Regions from separate parts of the Mus musculus genome. Here region 1 is linked to region 2. A link is a loop called in an ENCODE intact Hi-C map of the cell type or tissue named here. Cell type or tissue: left cerebral cortex. All regions are shown on one strand. Each heading gives the region's core, and the rest is flanking DNA. Links, peaks and the distances in the headings are about the cores only. Region 1 has its middle 41 kb from the start of Mc3r. Region 2 holds the start of Cbln4 (cerebellin 4 precursor protein).

The links. Peaks named below come from ENCODE experiments on the same cell type or tissue, not always from the same donor. Only the 100,000 strongest peaks of a DNase experiment are listed, where the experiment ranks them.
Region 1: it touches region 2 in a loop (6-fold over the local background); 5 of 42 quality-filtered maps call a loop at or near these places.

Annotation. Positions count from the first base shown.
Region 1 is chr2:172,202,880-172,212,785 of GRCm38, reverse strand. No RefSeq gene overlaps it. Among named protein-coding and RNA genes, the nearest start is that of Mc3r, 41 kb to the left of the region's middle. In left cerebral cortex, for the core only: a CTCF peak has its summit at 5,628 (motif pointing right); a DNase peak (open chromatin) is centred at 5,603.
Region 2 is chr2:172,036,702-172,046,607 of GRCm38, reverse strand. Cbln4 (cerebellin 4 precursor protein) reads left to right here and starts at 3,142. Exons shown (of 3, transcript NM_175631.3): 1 at 3,142-4,591; 2 at 7,518-7,634; 3 at 9,041-9,906. The coding sequence starts at 4,310. The coding sequence ends at 9,238. In left cerebral cortex, for the core only: CTCF peaks have their summits at 4,235 and 5,684; DNase peaks (open chromatin) are centred at 3,628, 4,277, 4,736, 5,591 and 1 more place; H3K4me3 peaks cover 3,591 bases; H3K27ac peaks cover 1,151 bases.

The sequences.
Region 1 (9,906 bases), core at 3,564-7,563, 170 kb before region 2:
GTGGGGAGGGTCTGGCCTGTTGACACTGTTGCTCCTTCCATGGGGATACAAATCCCTTCAGCTCCTTCAGTCCCTTCTTCAACTCCTCCATCGAGGAACCCTGAGCTCAGTCCGATGGTTGGCTGCGAGCTTTCTCTTCTGTATTTGTCAGGCTCTGGCAGAGCCTCTCAGGAGACAGCCATATCAGACTTCTATCAACAAGCACTTCCCAGCATCCACAATAACATCCAGATTTGGTGGCTGTATATGGGATGGATCCCCAGGTGGGGCAGTCTCTGGATGGCCTTTCCTTCAGTCTCTAACTCACACTTTGTCTCCATAGTTCCTCCTGTGAGTATATTGTTCCCCCTTCTACAAAGCACTGAAGCACCCACATTTTGATCTTCCTTCTTCTTAGGCTTCATAGGGTCTGTGAACTGAATCTTGGGTATTCCCAACTTTTGGGCCAATATCCACTTATTAGTGAATACATACCATGTTTGTTCTTTGTGACTGAGTCACCTCACTCAGGATGATATTCTCAAGTTCCACCCATTTGCCTGCAAATTTCATGAAGCCATTGTTTTAAATGGCTGCGTAGTACCCCATTGTGTAAATGTACCACATTTTCTGTATCCATTCCTCTGTTGAGGGACATCTGGGTTGCTTCCAGCTTCTGGTTATTATAAATAAGGTTGTTATGAACACAGTGGAGCATGTGTCCTTATTATGAGTTGGAGAATCTTCTGTGTATATGCCCAGGAGTGGTATAGCTGGGTCATCAGGTAGTACTTGACCAAATTTATGAGGAACTGTCAGACTGATTTCCAGAGTGGTTGTACCAGCTTGCAATCCCACCAGCAATGGAGGAGTGTTCCTCTTTCTCCACATCCACGCCAGCATCTGCTGTCACCTGAGTTTTTGATCTTAGCCATTCTGACTGGTGTGAGGTGGAATCTCAGGGTGGTTTTGATTTGCATTTCCCTGATGACTAAGAATATTGAACATTTCTTTAGGTGCTTCTCAGCCATTCAGTATTCCTCAGTTGAGAATTCTGTTTAGCTCTGTTCCCCATTTTTTTAAAAATAGGGTTATTTGGTTCTCTGGAGTCTACCTTCTTGAGTTCTTTGTATATATCGGATATTAGCCCTCTATCAGATATAGGATTGGTAAAGATCTTTCCCCAATATGTTGGTTGACATTTTGTCCTATTGACAGTGTCCTTTGCCTTACAGAAGCTTTACAATTTTATAAGGTCCCATTTGTCTATTCTTGATCTTAGAGCACAAGCCATTGGTGTTTTGTTCAGGAACTTTTCCCTTGTGCCCATGTGTCGGAGACTTTTCCCCACTCTTTCTACTATAAGTTTCAGTGTATCTGGTTTTATGTGGAGGTCCTTGATCACTTGGACTTGAGCTTTGTACAAGGAGATAAGAATGGATCGATTTGCATTCTTCTGCATGTTGACTGCCAGTTGAACCAGCACCATTTGTTGAAAATGCTGTCTTTTTTCCACTGGGTGGTTTTAGCTCCTTTGTCAAAGATCAAGTGACCATAGGTGTGTGGGTTCATTTCTGTGTCTTCAATTCTATTCCATTGATCTACCTGCCTGTCACTGTGTCAATATCATGCAGTTTTTTTTTTTAAATCACTATTGCTCTGTGGTACAGCTTGAGGTCCAGGATGCTGATTTCCCCAGAAGTTCATTTATTGTTGAGAATTGTTTTTGCTATACTGAGTATTTGTATTAGGTCTTCTTTCAAGGTCTGATAGAATTCTTCACTAAACCCATCTGGTCCTGGCCTTTTTTGGTTGGGAGACCATTAATGACTGCTTCTATTTCTTTAGGGGTTATGGGACTGTTTAGAGGGTTTATCTGATCCTGATTTAACTTCGGTATTTGGTGTCTGTCTAGAAAGTTGTCCATTTCATCCAGATTTTCAAGTTGTGTTGAGTATAGACTTTTGTAGTAGGATTTGATGACTTTTTAAAAAGAATTTCCTAAGTTTCTGTTGTTATATATCCCTTTTCATTTCTGATTTTGTTAATTTGGATATTGTCTTTGTGTTCTCTGGTTAGTCTGGCTAAGGGTTTATCTATCTTGTTGATTTTTCTCAAAGAACCAGTTCCTGGTTTTCTTGATTCTTTGTGTAGTTCTTTTTGTTTCTACTTGGTTGATTTCAGCCCTGAGTTTGATTATTTCCTGCCGTCTACTCCTCTTGGGTGTATTTGCTTCCTTTAGTTCTAGAGCTTCTAGGTGTGCTGTCAAGCTGCTAGTGTATGCTCTCTTCAATTTCTTTTTGGAGGCACTTAGAGCTATGCGTTTTCTTCTTACCACTGCTTTCATTGTGTCCCATAAGTTTGGATATGTTGTACCTTCATTTTCATTAAATTCTAAAAAGTCTTTAATTTCTTTCTTTATTTCTTCCTTGACCAGGTTATCACTGAGTAGAGTGTTGTTCAGCTTCCATGTATATGTGGGCTTTCTGTTCATGTTGCTAGTAAAGACCAGCCTTATTCCAAGGTGATCTGATAGGAGGCACTGGATTGTTCAATCTTCTTGTATCTGTTGAGGCTTGTTTGTGGCTGATTATATGGTCAATTTTGGAGAAGGTACCACGAGGAGCTGAGAAGAAGGTATATTCTTTTGATTTAGAATGAAATGTTACATAGATATCTGCTAAATCCATTTAGTTCATAACTTCTGTTAGTTTCACTGTGTCTCTGTTTAGTTTCTGTTTCCCTGATCTGTCCATTGATGAGAGTGGGGTGTTGAAGTTCCCCACTATTATTGTGTGAGGTGCAATGTGTGCTTTGAGCTTTAGTAAAGTTTCTTTCATGAATGCCCTTGCATTTGGAGCACAGACGTTCAGAATTGAGAGTTCTTCTTGGTAGATTTTTCCTTTGATGAGTATGAAGTGTTCTTCCTTATCTTTTTTGATGACTTGAAAGTTGATTTTATTTGATTTTATTTGATATGGCTACTCCAGCTTGTTTCTTGGGACCATTTGCTTGGAAAATTGTTTTCCAGACCTTTACTCTGAGGTAGTGTTTGTCTTTGATACTGAAGTGCATTTCTTGTATGCAGCAAAATGCTGGGCCCTGTTTACATATCCAGTCTGTTAGTCTATGTCTTTTTATTGGGGAATTGAGTCCATTGATGTTAAGAGATATTTAGGAGTAGTGATTGTTGCTTCCTGTTATTTTTTGTGGGAAGCCACAAACGCCATTACAAGAAGGCGCTGGTTTCAATAAGCCAACGCCCATGAATATGGGTAAACAACCAATGTGCGCATGTGCATGAGTTTTTTGCCGAGTCACTGCCTGGCCCGATGCATATTTATGAGGTACTGGTAGCATAACCAATCAGGTATGGACACGTCACTCCTAGGCCTATATAAGCAGCACCATTTCTGGGGCTCGGGGTCTTTCGCCTACGCAGTCCATGCTCTCCCAATAAATGTGTTGCAGAAGGATCCTGTTGTGGCATCTCACTTGCTGGCAAGTCGGGCGTCCCACAATTTTTTATGTTATTTTGTTTGTTTGTTTGTTTGTGTGGCTATCTTCTTTTGGGTTTGTTGAAAGAAGATTATTTTCTTTTTCTAGGGTATAGTTTCCCTCCTGGTGTTTCCATTTCCCACCTATTATCCTTTGTAGGGCTGGATTTATGGACAGATATTGTGTAAATTTGGTTTTGTCATGGAATATCGTGGTTTTTCCATCTACGGTAATTGAGAGTTTTGCTGGGTATAGTAGCCTGGGCTGGCATTTGTGCTCTCTTAGGGTCTGTATGACATCTGTCCAGGATCTTCTGGCTTTCATAGTCTCTGGTGAAAAGTCTGGTGTAATTCTGATAGGTCTGCCTTTATATGTTACTTGACCTTTTTCTCTTACTGCTTTTAATATTCTTCCTTTGTTTTGTGCATTTGGTTTTTTGACTATTACATGACTGGAGGAATTTCCTTTCTGGTCCAATATATTTGGAGTTCTGTTGGCTTCTTGTATGTTTATAGGCATCTCTTTCTTTAGGTTAGGGGAGTTTTCTTCTATAATTTTGTTGAAGATATTTACTGGCCCTTTAAGTTGGGACTCTTCACTCTCTTCTATACCTACTATCCTTAGATTTTGTTTTCTCATTGTGTCCTGAATTTCCTGGATGGTTTGGGTTAGGAGCTTTTTGCATTTTGCATTTTCTTTGACTGTTTTGTCAATGTTTTCTATGGTATCTTCTGCATCTGAGATTTTCTCTTCCATCTCTTGTATTCTGTTGGTGATGCTTGCATCTATGACTCCTGATCTATTTCCTAGGTTTTCTACCTCCAGGGTTGTCTCCCTTTGTGATTTCTTTATTGTTTCTATTTCCATTTTTAGATCCTGGATGGTTTTATTCAGTTCCTTCACCTGTTTGGTTGTGTTTTCCTGTAATTCTTTAAGGGATTTTTGTATTTTCTCTTTAAGGTCCGTGTTCTCTTGTATTTCTTTAAGGGAGTTATTTATGTCCTTAAAGTCCTCTATCATCATCATGAGATGTGATTTTAAATCAGAGTCTTGTTTTTCTGGTGTGTTGGGGTAACCAGGGCTCGCTGTGGTGGGAGAATTGGGTTCTGATGATGCCAAGTAGTCTTGGTTTCTGTTGCTTATGTTCTTGCCCTTGCTTCTCGCTGTCTGGTTATCTCAGGTGTTAGCTGGTCTTGCTGTCTCTGACTGTGGCTTGTCCCTCCTGCAAGAGTCTGTGTCAGTACTCCTGGGAGACCAGTTCTCTCTGGGAGGAATTTAGGTATGGAGAGCTGTGGTACAGGGCCAGCTCTGGGGTGGAGACAGAAACCAGAAGGATCCTGTCCCCAGATAATCCTTGGTTCCTGTGTCTGATGGCTCTGGGTGGCTCCCTCTTAGGCCAGGAATTTGAAGAGATGTGGTGTTCTTACCTGCACTGTCTCCTGGGAGACCAGCTCTCTCCTGGAGGTATTTGTGTAGGTAGCTCTGTGGCATAGGACCAGTTCCAGGCTCAGATGGAAACCGGAAGACTTCTGTCCTAGGCAGTTCCTCCATTCCTGTGTCCTGAGGGTTCTGGGTGGGTTCCTCTGAGCAGCAGTGGTAGTCTTACTTGCACTTACTGGCGTCTCTGCACTCCTGGGAGACCAGCTCTCTTCTGGCGGTATTTGTGAATGTCGCTCTGTGGCACAGGATCAGCTCCGGGGACAGACAGAAACCTCACTTTAGTTTTCAAAAGTGTTTTATTTTGATTATTAAAAACAAAAAACCCAACAACCAACAAACCCATGACTATTATACAATCTCAAATATTTGGTACAATGAGATCCTGAGACATCTCCCTGAGCATCACAAAAGAGAACCCTGGCACTAAATGGATTTTTAAATTTTCTTTTTTTAGGGGAAGTGGAAAAAAAAAAAACAAACGAGTAGGTGAGCCTGCCTACTGGAAGAGGTCCAGTCTCAAGGCTGGAAGTGGGAGGCAGAGGGAGAACCCCACGTTACGGGAATTCTCTTGGCTCCGTTTCCTGGACCACATTGGTGGAGTGCTTGCCAGCTTTAGGGAGACTCCTAATTCCTGGCAGAAAGAAGCTCTGGGAATCCCAGATGTACATGGAATTATTTCAATCAGTTCTGGATCTGGCCACTAGGTGGCGCCAGCTCTCCCTCGCGTGGCCTGCAAAGGCATCAGGGGACCAGTAGTGCTAAGGTCCCTCCATCCCAATGCTGGGATTCCAGCTCACGTTTTTTTTTTTGTGTGCCGAAATTGTGGGGTCCCACTGCTTGTTTTCATCTATCAGTCGGAACGTGTCATTTGAAGTCGTGTTGGCCTTTAGCCTAACCTGTTTTTCAAAAGCTCTGTGGGCTCAGAGGGACCTGGCTTTGCTGGGGGTTCACCTGATTTGGGAGTTCCTGGGCTGTAGTCTGAGAGAACTGAGAATTGGGGAGGGAGGGAGGTTACCATCCACCCTCACTGAGCTCTCAATACGACCGCAGGGGTGTGTTGGGATGGACACAGCGTTCTCCAGACATGAATCTTAGAGGTTAGCATCTCAATCGGGGCTAGAGGACATGGACAAGAAATCTGCACCAGATTGTCTTTACAACTTCAGCCCTGAGAATGTCAAAGGAGGCTCTTTTGCAAGGCCTGAGCTGGTTAGGGGAAGCTTCCCGGGGGAGGTGGACTAGGTGTTATGAAGCCTGTTTTATGCTCTGCCTACAACATTGGATCAGGAGGGGCAGAGTTGGGTCTAGAGTCTTGAGTCTTCTGAAATGAGTGACCAGCTTCCTTGGCTGCCTGCTAACTTGAGGGCAGCCATGCAGAATTCTCAGGGCTTCCCACAGGGTCCCCATGGGTCTTGGGCAGCTAAAAACACATCCAAGTCTTGGGCCCAGTGGCTGGGTTTAGAACAAGAATGGGATTTTGAAACCATTTCCCAGACAAAAGTAAAGCAGAGACTCTGGTGTGTAAGTTTGTTTCTGGGAGAGAACCAAGATGGCTCACAGCAATACTACTAGAATGTTCTTTCCTTTCCTTTCCTTTCCTTTCCTTTCCTTTCCTTTCCTTTCCTTTCCTTTCCTTTCCTTTCCTTTCCTTTCCTTTCCTTTCCTTTCCTTTCCTTCCCTTCCCTTCCCTTCCCTTCCCTTCCCTTCCCTTCCCTTCCCTTCCCTTCCCTTCCCTTCCCTTCCTTTTCCTTTCCTTTCCCCCCTCCCCCTCCCCCTCCCCTTCCCTATTCTTTCTTTTCCTTTCTCATGACCCTTCCTGTTCACTTTACAGCTCCTTGCCTCTCTTCAGCGGTCAGTCCTGGGATGGAGTTCTCACCCTGTTCTTAGCAGTGTCCCCTGGAGTGAACACAGAAGACAGAGACCTGAATCACAGATACAGCCTGTTAAGCATCATCAGGAGGTGCAGATGGGGGTGGTGTGGGCTGCTCATCTTCCCGCTGCATTCAGATTGCAGTGGGGATGGAGGATGGAGGATGGAGGATGGAGGATGGAGGATGGAGGATGGAGATGGAGGATGGAGGATGGAGGATAGAGGATGGAGATGGAGGATGGAGGATGGAGGATAGAGGATGGAGATGGAGGATGGAGGATGGAGATGGAGGATGGAGGATGGAGATGGAGGATGGAGGATGGAGATGGAGGATGGAGGATGGAGATGGAGGATGGAGATGGAGGATGGAGGATGGAGATGGAGGATGGAGATGGAGGATGGAGATGGAGGATGGAGGTGGAGGATGGAGATGGAGGATGGAGATGGAGGATGGAGATGGAGGATGGAGGATGGAGATGGAGGATGGAGAATGGAGGATGGAGATGGAGGATGGAGATGGAGGATGGAGGATGGAGATGGAGGATGGAGATGGAGGATGGAGGATGGAGATGGAGGATGGAGATGGAGGATGGAGATGGAGATGGAGATGGAGGATGGAGGATGGAGATGGAGGATGGAGGATGGAGATGGAGGATGGAGGATGGAGATGGAGGATGGAGATGGAGGATGGAGATGGAGGATGGAGGATGGAGGATGGAGATGGAGGATGGAGATGGAGATGGAGGATGGAGGATGGAGGATGGAGATGGAGGATGGAGAATGGAGGATTGAGATGGAGGATGGAGATGGAGGATGGAGATGGAGGATGGAGGATGGAGATGGAGGATGGAGATGGAGGATGGAGGATGGAGATGGAGGATGGAGATGGAGGATGGAGATGGAGGATGGAGGATGGAGGATGGAGATGGAGGATGGAGATGGAGATGGAGGATGGAGGATGGAGGATGGAGATGGAGGATGGAGATGGAGGATGGAGGATGGAGGAGGAGGATGGAGGATGGAGATGGAGGATGGAGGATGGAGATGGAGGATGGAGATGGAGGATGGAGATGGAGGATGGAGATGGAGATGGAGGATGGAGGATGGAGGATGGAGATGGAGATGGAGGATGGAGGATGGAGGATGGAGATGGAGGATGGAGATGGAGGATGGAGGATGGAGAATGGAGATGGAGGATGGAGATGGAGGATGGAGGATGGAGGATGGAGATGGAGGATGGAGATGGAGGATGGAGATGGAGGATGGAGATGGAGGATGGAGATGGAGGATGGAGATGGAGGATGGAGGATGGAGATGGAAGATGGAGATGGAGGATGGAGGATGGAGATGGAGGATGGAGGAGGATGGAGGATGGAGGAGAATGGATGGAGGATGGAGATGGAGGATGGAGGATGGAGGATGGAGATGGAGGATGGAGAAAGGAGGAGGATGGAGGATGGAGGAGGATGGAGGATGGAGGATGGAGATGGAGGATGGAGGATGGAGATGGAGGATGGAGATGGAGGATGGAGATGGAGGATGGAGGATGGAGGATGGAGGATGGAGGATGGAGATGGAGGGTGGAGATGGAGGATGGAGATGGATGATGGAGGATGGAGATGGATGATGGAGGATGGAGGATGGAGGAGGATGGAGGATGATCTTGCAGAGGTTGAGCCTGCTGCGCTCCATCACTTAGCTTTAGTGGAAGATGCCCCCGTTCCTTCTGAATCCCTCGGTGATCAATTGGTGATCACTATCCTGCGCTGTTGTCAATGCTCTCTTATCCCCCACCCCCACCCCCCAAGAAGTCACTGTCCCTTAAAGAGAAAACGGGCTGGACAGGCAGCTCAGTGGCAGGCAGCCTGTTGGTGTAGAGGACCAGAGTTTCACTCCCAGCACAACTGCCTATCAGTCCAGTTCCATAGAATCCAACAGAAGCTTGCTCCTGGCCTCCATGGACACTCTTACACCACACACTCACAACACACACATACACACACACACACACACACACACACACACACACACACACAAAACAAATATTTCCCTTTAAAGGCAAGAGAGGAGGGGCTGGAGAGATGGCTCAGCAGTCAGAAGTCTCTGCTCTATCATGAAGACCCTAGCACCCATGTTGGGAGGCTCACAGATGCCTGTAACTCCAGCTCTGAGGGATCTGATGGACTCATTTTGTCCCTGTGGGCACTGATGCACACATATGTGCACATACACATGTGTATCCACATCAGATAAAATAAAAGTAGATCTTTAATAGGGAGTTAAAGGAGCAGATCACAGACTGAGCTCCTGGTGGGCAAGGCACTCGATGGTGGTATCTGCTACAGCAGAATACCTGCTCAGAGACTGTGGGGTGCAATGCCATGGGCCACTGACCCGGGTGACCCTTCTCATGGGCTAGGCAGAGCATCATGAGCCTCTTGCTGACTTGGGGTCACTAGTTATCTTTGAACACCTATCCCAGTTCTCCATGGGTGGAGGTGCCTGGAGGCAGCTCCCGTTTGTCTGTCTTCTTATCCACACAGTGTTCTCTGCCATCCAGATGGTCAGTGGTGGACTGGATAGACCAAGGGGCAGGTAGAGCAGAGACTCAAAGTGAGTCACAAGCTAACCTTGCTCCCTTATCTTCACCTCTGTCTGAGTCAGGGTTTCCACTGCTGTGCTAAACACCCTGACTTGAAAGCAACTTCAGGTATGTGTGTGAGGGGAGGGTTGTTTCAGCTTGAACTTCCAGGTAGCAGTCTATCACTGAGGGAAGTCAATGCAGGAACTCGGGCAGGGCAGGAGCTGATGCAGAGGCCATGGAGGGGTGCTGCTCCCATGACTTGTTTTCTTATAGAACCTGAGACACCCAGGGTGACCAGCCCAGGGATGACATCACCTACAGTGGGCTGGACCGTCCCACCTATATCAAGACCATCACCCCAGACTTGCCTACAGGCCAGTCTGACGGACCCATTTTCTCAGTTAAGGTCTCTCTTCTCAGATGTGTCTAGGTCTGTGTCAGTTGAGCAGAATCGACCAGCGCAGCCTCTCCTCTCTCCGGTGCATTTCTACCTGCTTGCTGCTGCCTGGTTTGAGGGCAAATGGTTGAATCAATT
Region 2 (9,906 bases), core at 2,545-6,544:
GAGGCAGATTCGGACAGCATCTGGAAAGCAACTTGGGCTTGGTTTTAATTCCTTTCTCCTGAAGCAGCTGGAGGTGAGGTAGGTGTTAGCGCTAGGGCTGAGGAGACTTATTCAGGAAACCTGCCCCAGGCAGAGGACTTTTCTAGTATCTCTTGGCAGGAGCCAAGTGTTGCATATTTGACATTTCCCAGTTGGCAGTTCCTTCTCCCCCAGCCTTTTGTGGTTTGAGTTAACAACAGTGGTTTCAGCAAGGATGCACCGTGACAAGAAGCAGGATAACAGGACAGCCTCAGGAAGTCCAAGGTCAGAGGGCTGCTGACCTCGCCTGACAGAAGTGAGGAACTGGAAAACTCCCCAGCCTCCAGGCTTGGCTTTAGTCACCAGCATGGAAGCCTCCTGCCATAACAATGAACTCTGCTGCAGCTTCGGCACACCTCCCACGTGACAGCGACAGCTGAGGAGTGTACTGACCTTGCGGCTGTAGCATACAGTGCTTCCCCACAGCTGTCTCAGCCTTGAGGTCCAAGCCCAGACAAAGACAGTCTGGGAGCCTCCTCTCAGCGGTCTGTCTAGGTCTGATACCCAATGGACTTCTGGTATTTAAGGGATTGCCAGTGCCACAGCCTTGAAGCTCTCTCAGTTCTGTCTTCCGTAGGGGAGAAAGGTATAACTGATTGGCTCACAATGTCATATAACTTTTCCTAGCAGGTGACTGCAGGAAATGCCCCATCCCACACCTACAGGTCACCTTGAATAGCAAGACTTCTTTTAACAAGGAACCAAGACTTTCACCCAGATGACTGAAGCTTTGGATTTGTGTTTCATGGAAGAAGTTTCGCTCCAATTAGCTTGTACTAGAGGACAAATGGCTGATACGATGCAGTCTATTTAGAAGTGTTCAGTCGCTGTTCATTTAGCCCCTGGGTCTGTAATGCAGTCCCCCTGCTGGATTTGAGGCCTACAAAAATACTCCGTCGGTGACAGAAGAAAGAAATGTATTTAGCTAAGAGCTTCTTTGGAAAATAAATCCTAAGAGAAGAAAAGAATACAGAGAGAATATATCGGGGCTTGTGAGGAGAATAAAGGTTATCTATTTAACAGCTCTGTCAATTGAGTTCTTTCTCAAACTTCTCCCAGTTGAAAAACAAACAAACAAAACCCCAAGGCTTAGCTTGGATTCTTCATCTTGGCCAGAGGAGGCACTCTTACCCTTACAAGAGAAAAAGTCGAACCAAATTTCTTCTAGTGTCTGGTCTCAAACCCAGCCCTGGAGCCAGGGAGATGGCTCAGCCAATAAAAGCTCTTGCTCTGCAAGCACGAGGGTCTAGCAAATTCCCAGAACTCACATGAAAAGCCAAGTGTGGATGCACGTGCTTATGACACCAGCACCAGAGAAGGGGGAGACAGGAGGCTTGCTGAGGCTGGCTGACGGAGAGCCAGCTCCAAGGTCAGTGAGAGACCCTGTCCCAAGGGAGTAAGGTGTAAAACAATAGGCAATAGAGCAGGACCACGTGCACATACACGAGTGGACACACACACAACATGCACACACACATGCCCACACATACACATATGCACACACATGCATGTACACACACAATGGAACATGCACAGACATTCACATGTACACACATGCACACATATATACACATACATGCACACACATACACACATGCACACACATGCATGCACACACACAATAGAACATGCATAGACATATACATGTACACATACACACATGCACACACATACACACATGCACACACATGCATGCACACACACACAATAGAACATCCATAGACATATACATGTACACATACACACATGCACACACATGCATGCACACACAATAGAACATGCATAGACATATACATGTACACATACATACACACATACATATGTGCATATACATTTACACACACATACACATACATTTGCACACACATGCACACATATGTATACACACCCACACCCACACACACCACGGAAGTGCCACAGGCACTGCAATGACTAGTGATCAGTGTTTGAATAAGGACATCAGAAAAGGTCAGATGAGAAACTATATGAAGTTTACGGTGGTGTCAAGGTGGCACTCTCCTAAAGGCCTGGCAAGCTTTTCTGTTTTTTTTTTAGAGCTTCGATGAAAGATATGCAACATTGTTACAAATAGCATAGCCCCAGAGCCCCAGCAACTCACAAGCTGCACTGACTACCTCCCTCAACTGTGTTTCCAGACAGCACATCTTTATATCACTATAAGAAGTTGGGGCTAAGGATCAACCCTAGGGGCATCTTGTATCTTAATACTTGGAATTTCAGCATGAGCTTGCGGCACACATTCCCTTGGAGAACCTTAGGAGATCAGACTAAAGATGTAGGTCTGTCTGGATTCTGCAGAGGAAGAGCTCGAACGCCATTCCAAGAACGCACAGGACCATCTGGGAAGCTTAATCTGACCCAAGGACATGACTCAACCTCTAAACAATTTGCAACCAGTACGTACTAATCAGGAGGTCTGAGTGGCTGGTGGCTTCCACAGGGACGTTGTTTTGATTAGAGAATAGCTGCACTGTTCTCCTGCAGCTGAAGTCAAGAGAAGTCAACAAGGAATTTGGGAGTGTCCTGACCCCAAAGAATACTGAACCAGAAAGCCGGGGCCCTTAGTTTGGGTAGTATTGGCCACTCATTAAGGTCTTGGTCAGGTTCATGCAGCCAACTCCAAAGCCAAGCTCTGCTTCCCCGCTTCCCTTCCGTGGCTTCCGAAAAGGAAAATAAGTTGCCAGTCAGAGGCCAAGATGGCAGTGGAGTGCACAGGGGAGGAACATCAAAGAGGGAGAGGGTGCAGTACTCTCGGGGTGTGCATTTTAATTGTTACATTTAAGGGATACTGTTCACTATGATTGTTCCTGCCCCTGATTGGGATGGCTGCACAGCGTGAGAAGGCGAGCCCCAGTGGGTTCCGAGGCTCATCCTCTTGAGCAGAAGAAAAAAAAACAGGCGCCTCCTCCACACCCGCCCCGCCCAGGGCACAGAACTGCCCCCGGGCTTTTCTGGGCTCTCCAGGCTCGAGGGTTACGTGGGACAAGCTCCTGACCAGGCGCAGTTGGGGGACACTGGCTGGTCCTCTTAGCGTCAGATAGCAAACCGCGCAGATTCGCCGAGGTCCTTCCATCTCCACATCTGAGCTGGCAGCGCCACGTTCGGTTCAGAGAGTCTTGCGCAGGGCAGGGTGAGGGGACCCACAACTCCCTCTGCGGGTCCAGGTGGAGCTGGCGGCGAGCAGCCGCGGACCCCTGGCAGGTGCAGGCAGGTGAGCATCATCCTCTGGGTACACAAAGTGCGATTTCGGGGGGATCAAGTGACCTCAGACCTTGGCAGCCGGCAGCGCCGTGCGTCCCGCTCTGTCCGGGTGCGTTCAACGTCACACAGGCGCTGCTCCGCTGGGGTCAACGGACGCCTTTTCTGCTTTCCGGGGATCCACGGGATGAGCGGGCGAGCCAAAGCCATCTGCAGGCAGCACTCCTATAAATAGCGCGCGGGTGCCCTCTCGGCGCTGTCCCTCCGGCTGCACTGCACGCTGAGACACAAAGTTGTGCGCAGGGACGCGGGAACCCAGGGCAGTAGGCGCCCTGCACCTTAGAACTGCTTTTGGCGACGGGCACTCAGCTGCCGCCTACCTGCGTCGGAGTGACACCGGGCTTTGGGGGAATTTTTGACCAAGCGCAAGTGGAAGTCGCTAGCATCCTAGCCATGGACATAACCTGGCATTCTTCTCATCCCCGGAAACACCTCCTGCCTCTGTAATTTGTTCCTGCGCCAACCAGAGTCCCTCGGACAGGACCGACACCCGCACCGCTCGGCACTAGCCACCTTTGCTAGCGTTTACTCGCGGAGTCCCCTCTGTGTCTTCAGCTCTGTGCTTCACCAGGAGTGCTTGGGTTCGGGGTGAGAATTTATTTTGTTCTTTTGAGGTGTGACTGAGAGGGTCTGGAGACTTTTTAGATGTCAAGGGACAAGTGTGGGTGCCGTGGCCCCAGGCAAAACTGATTTGGGGGTGGAGGAGTTAGGGTAGGAGTTCTGCATGAGCTCCTTAAAGGACAAAGGTAACAGAGCCAGCCAGCCAGTTCGAAGGGAGACTTCAGTCCTGAGAATTGGTGGAAGTGCGCGCGCCGCTGCTGCCGCCGCCGCCGCTGTTCCTGCAGCGCTGTCGATCTAGCCACTGGCGTCTTCCCGAGCTCCCGGATCCCGGGGTAGCAGGCGCCGCCTGGGAGCAGAAGCGCCAGGCTGCCGCTTGCGCACGCGGCTCACCATGGGCTCCGCGCGCCGGGCGCTGTCCGTGGTACCAGCCGTTCTGCTGATTCTAGTGCTGCCTGTCTGGGCACAGAATGACACGGAACCGATCGTTCTGGAGGGCAAGTGTCTGGTGGTGTGCGACTCGAACCCAGCTACAGACTCCAAGGGATCATCATCTTCCCCTCTGGGGATATCGGTCCGGGCAGCAAACTCCAAGGTGGCTTTTTCGGCGGTTCGGAGCACCAACCACGAGCCATCTGAGATGAGCAACAAGACTCGCATCATTTACTTTGATCAGGTCAGACTCCCGAGGGATGCAGAGCGCATATGGGGATGGGTGGTCTCTGGGTATCGGGGGCTGCATGCCCAGATTCAGCTAATATGAATAGGATGTGGCGAGATCGTTTTATCAACTGACGGTATCAGTTTGAAACTCAGAGCTGCCTCCCTTCCCCAGCAACCACAGCCTCCATTCAGTCCCGTAGTCTTTGGCACAGGCCTGCGCGGTGGGTGGCTTGGGAGCGCAGAGGAAAGCACCTGGAGATACGACAAGTTTAACAGCAACAGGTCATCAGGGGCTGAAGGGAATACTGTCCCTGGATGCTGAGATCTATTGGTAGAGAAGTTGGGCCTCTGGCTCAGACTTATCAGCAGGTGCCCTGGAGGCGTTTCTGAGGGGGCCCTATTAGACAGTCTGAATTGTTTGACTTGTGTTTCCAGGTGGAGGCTCATCTCTCCACAAGGCTCTGGGGTTCCACAAGGTGCAGGGACCCTTCCAAGTAGACACAGATGATTAGGGGTGTGGTTCTGGGGGGGGGGGGGTCAGAGACCATCTCCAGATCTCTAGCTAGGGTGACTCCGCAGGGTCCAGGGTAGCTGGATTAACACCACCCTGCCTGGTAGAGATCAAAAGCCTTTCTCACTATTGCTCCACTCAGAAAAGTTGCCCAGGCAGGAGGAAAAAGGATGGAGTAATTGCATAGAGCTTGGGCAGGTAAGCGCTGGGGGCTGGGTTTCCCTTTCTGGTTCCCCCAGGGCATTGTAATTTGCTGAGAAAGCACAGATTTTGAGGTAGCAGCCAGGGGATGGGGCTGAAACTGATGAAAGCTGCAGCTTCTGCCCAGCTGCTCAGGGCTCTGTAGACAGGAGTGACGAGCAATCCCTGGGATTCAGCTTAGCAAAGCCCTGACTCCTGCATTTTGGTTCCAATCCCAACAGTACCAGGAGTCTGTCTTATGCCAAAGTCACACAGTTCACAGTTGTATGCCGAGTCCCGCAGGCGGGTTAAGCGGGGCTTCGGGACATGCCAGGAAAGACTCGGGGTGACGTTCGTGCTCTTGACTTAATTCTAAGTAAGACACTCGCCAGCTGGCTAGAGACAGAGATGTCTCCCTAGAGGCTTAGAATGGGATAGCTATAATTTTAAAAAAATGAATTAAGTAATCCCTTTAGAGATTTTGGTGCAGTGTTTAACAAAGTGATGGAGAGGGAGCCTAAGGCCAGCCTGGTCTGTGTTTTAGCGCATTATCTAAATGCTGAAGCCTCGTGGACATTGTGTTATCCTTGTCTGGGGCATTCTTTTCAATGTCCTTCCCACCAATTAGAACAGGAAAGGGGTTTTTCTTTTGTTCTGGGAGCCGTGCATCTTTGAGACAACAAGACACACTTAGTTATAAATCTTGACGTGCTTGGATGCTTCTATTACCCTGCAGAGTCCGCGGCTAGCTTCGTGTTTACTGATCAACAATAATTGGCACCTCTACTTTGTTAATAAAGGATGCCTCTTGTGTCCGAGTCTCCCAGTCTTGGCTAAGCACTTTACATTATTCTAACGTGCTTGGCAAAAAGATGTTTTGTCAGGCCATTGTGCACAGCTGGTGACGGGGCTTTAGAAAGTCCATCTGGTCACACGTCAGAGGGCAGAGAGCTGATACTTATGGTGAGAAGCTGGGATCTCACACCTCGCACAGATCTGTATTTCAAGGCAGGGCTGAGACCGGTGCATTTACCTAAGTGTTCTGACGTTCTGGCGTGCTGTAAAGAGGCAGGGTGCACTTTGAGGAAATGAAGCAGGAAGTACGAAATATGTTAATCTTGACAAGATGATGATGTTTGAGACAGATAACAGCAGACTGACTCTAATAAGCAGGAAATATATCTTTGGAGACACATCTGATTGTTATGGATTTATTTCTTGGTGAGACATGAAAGAAAGCTTCCTTGTTTTGTTTGGGCTCTTATGCTCTCCCAGGAAGGGACGTACCTCCGAGACACTGAGATTTGACTGAGAATGTACAGAAAATCAGAGTTAATGTCACAACCAGGCCACACACTGGAACACAAGGCACATTGTGGCTTTCTTAGAAACAACGGCTAACTTAACTTTTCACTTTAGACCCTTGAGCTTCAGATAGATTTCAGGTGGCTGATAGGAAGATAAAACAAGACACGGGAGAGCACGGAAAGGCCACCCGGTTTACTGTCCACATGTATGCCCTTCTCTTGGCACCCAGCCAGGGCTGATTCATTGCCAGTGTATGATATTAAGGCTTAGATGGCACATAAGCAAAAAAAAAAAAAAAAAAAGCCATCGGTCTGAGGACAGCTCTGGCAGAGGCTAGGGGAAGAACCTGGCTTTGCCATCTCTGTGGCCCCAACTTGTGGTGCCATGGACTAATGCCCCATGGTAGGGAGGATAACATGCCTCTGTGGTGTGTCCAGGGATTACTGCAGGATGCCGATTGGCTGGCTGGGTAACGTCCCTTCTGGACGTTGGGAAGGCGCATGGACTGTGGAGATGGAACCGAACAGCAGACATCTTCCCTCCGATTCTCAGTGAAAGCTAAGACAGACCTTCACATGGTACTCTGGTGATCCCAGACACCTCGGCCTGGAAACTGACACCTGAATGCAACACAGTCATTGTATTTATTTACCTTTTTCCCCTGTGCTATTTAAAAGGTAGAAGACGCTTCCAGTATGCACTTTTATTTCCAAGTCACTTAACAAGAAAGACATAGGATTAGCTGTTTTATTCTCTATTGTTTCTGAAGTTAGTTATTTAAAAAAAAAAAAAAAGGGAAGAAACAGGAGAGAGAAAAAAAAGAGAGAAGGGCCATATAAAGAAATGGGGAGGGGAGGAAGAAGAAGGGGAGGAGGGAGGGATTTATTGTACTCATGGGAGGAAACTACAATTTTCTGTTATTTGTTGCTTTTTATTGCAGATCCTGGTTAACGTGGGTAATTTTTTCACATTGGAATCTGTCTTTGTGGCACCGAGGAAAGGAATCTATAGTTTCAGTTTTCACGTAATTAAAGTCTACCAGAGCCAAACCATCCAGGTACATCCTCCCATTGAGTGCTCCTTGCCTCTGCAGGGTGTACTTGCATTGTAAAGATAGTTGTCTATCTTTTCTGTTTGTTTTCAAAGGCGTGTGATTTGCAATTTTTTTTCCTTTACAACATCCACTTGGGTGTGTGACAAAAGCGAGTAGAAAAATAAGCAACACAAGACAAAACAACAACAGCAACAACAAAACACAGTTTGGGAAAGTTTCACGACACAAATCTGTACAGGGGGTTGGTCTTTATCTCATGCTTGAACAAAAGTTACTCAAACTTATACGGAAAAAAAATCTTACAAAACTTTACAAATGAACATTAAATAAACAGAATAAGTACACTACCATCTAAAAATGGTGTGATGCAACAACAACAACAACAACAACACAGCTTGGCAACAACAAAGATTCCATGACAGGGATCTCTATGGAATATAGTACTTTTATCTCATGCCAAAATAAAAGTTACTCAGACTTATACAGAAAAAAAGTCTCGTAAAACTTTACAAATGAACGTTAAACAAACAAAACAGGCTTGCTATCATTTAAAAATTGTGGGTTGCAATTAACTATTGAAGCCACCAAACTACCAGGGAGCCAGCTACTTATGACGCTTTTGAGAAAGGCTGTGCGGAGCTTGGCGTGCTAGAGCTTATTTTTGGCTTCTACTTTTCTAGCAACTTCTCCCCAGTTGCATAGTTAGTGTAGTGCATGTTTATAGCGTTCTAGAATGTTACATTGAATACCTAGCATTTATATTATATTTTATGTCCCTATGATTAATAGATGGCACAGTCATCTGCCACTTTTATATCCCAGTGACTGGATCAACTGGCTGGCCTTAGGTTTCATCTACTCCATATTAATCCTAACCTAGAGAAAGGGAGTGTTTAGTGAACATATCTACTTCCCTGGAAACTGACATTTCAAATGACTTTCGTTGCTGTGCAAATTCCAGAAACCGAGACGCCTTCTCAGTTGCTGGGAGCAGCTGGTGCTATCTGACCATGTCAGGGTTAGGTCAACATTGGGAAGCTAGTGGACAACTTTGTTACCAAATAGTTTAAGCTGAGCATAAGAGGCTGGTCCAGTGGTTAGCTTTGTTTCCACACTGAGGGAAAGTCAGTTTTCCACATGATTAGATGGCTTTCTGGAGGGCATTATTTTTGTAGGAATATAAGGAAATTTTCATTGGAAAACATACACACACAGAAAAACACACACCCACACACTCACATACACACAAACACACATTAAATCTGACCCTGACATATGTCCAGTTTGAAAGAAAAGGAGAATATTTCTAAAATAGCAAATATTTGACCAGGTCATGCTTTGAACTGTTTCCTAGCACAGATTTCGATTTTAAAGGGAGCTTTTTTTGTGGGGGTGATTTTTCTTTCCAGGTTAACTTGATGTTAAATGGAAAACCAGTCATCTCTGCATTTGCTGGTGATAAAGATGTGACCCGTGAAGCCGCCACTAATGGAGTGCTCCTGTACCTGGACAAAGAAGATAAGGTCTACCTAAAACTGGAGAAAGGTAACTTGCTCGGTGGCTGGCAGTATTCCACGTTTTCTGGCTTTCTGGTGTTTCCTCTATAGAACCCGACTTCTCCGTGATGCCCAAGAGTGAGGGCGCCCACCCCGGGTTATCAGAAGAGCACTCTTGGATTGATGTCTCTTACTGTTTTGTTCATGGCTGACTATGGATTCTCTCTGAGAATTCTAGACCTGTCTGGACAGACACAAAGTTTCACAGATCATTTTCGTGTGTGTGCCAGTTTCCTTATATGTGGACTGGGACTCTAAAGCTGAAAAATCCCCGATCTGCTTACATGTTAACTGTCAGAAGCCGTCTCAAGGTTTGTCCTGTTTAGTTTCCTGCTGTTACAGCATTGGCTGCAGATGTGGGTTTTTTTTATTTCTTTGTTTTTGAAAGACAGGCTAATGGGTCTGAAAGTTAGAAAACTTGGAAGTTCTGACTTCAGTGGTTATAGTGGAACTGCCAAAGACATGTATACACGTGTGGATACATTGATTATTAATTATACTTTTTAAACAAATTATAATTACTTTTGAATTTGTTTGTTTTGTTCTCTTAAGGTAACTGGGATTGTATTTTAGTGACTGGCGTTGTGTTCTCTCTACCCATAAGGTAACAAATGTCTTGCCTCAAAATGTCCCTTAACTCTGAACTCACCCACATGACCTCCCTCCTGCCCCTAAAACGAATGCTCCATAGTTGTATTTTAATTATATATGTGAAAGAG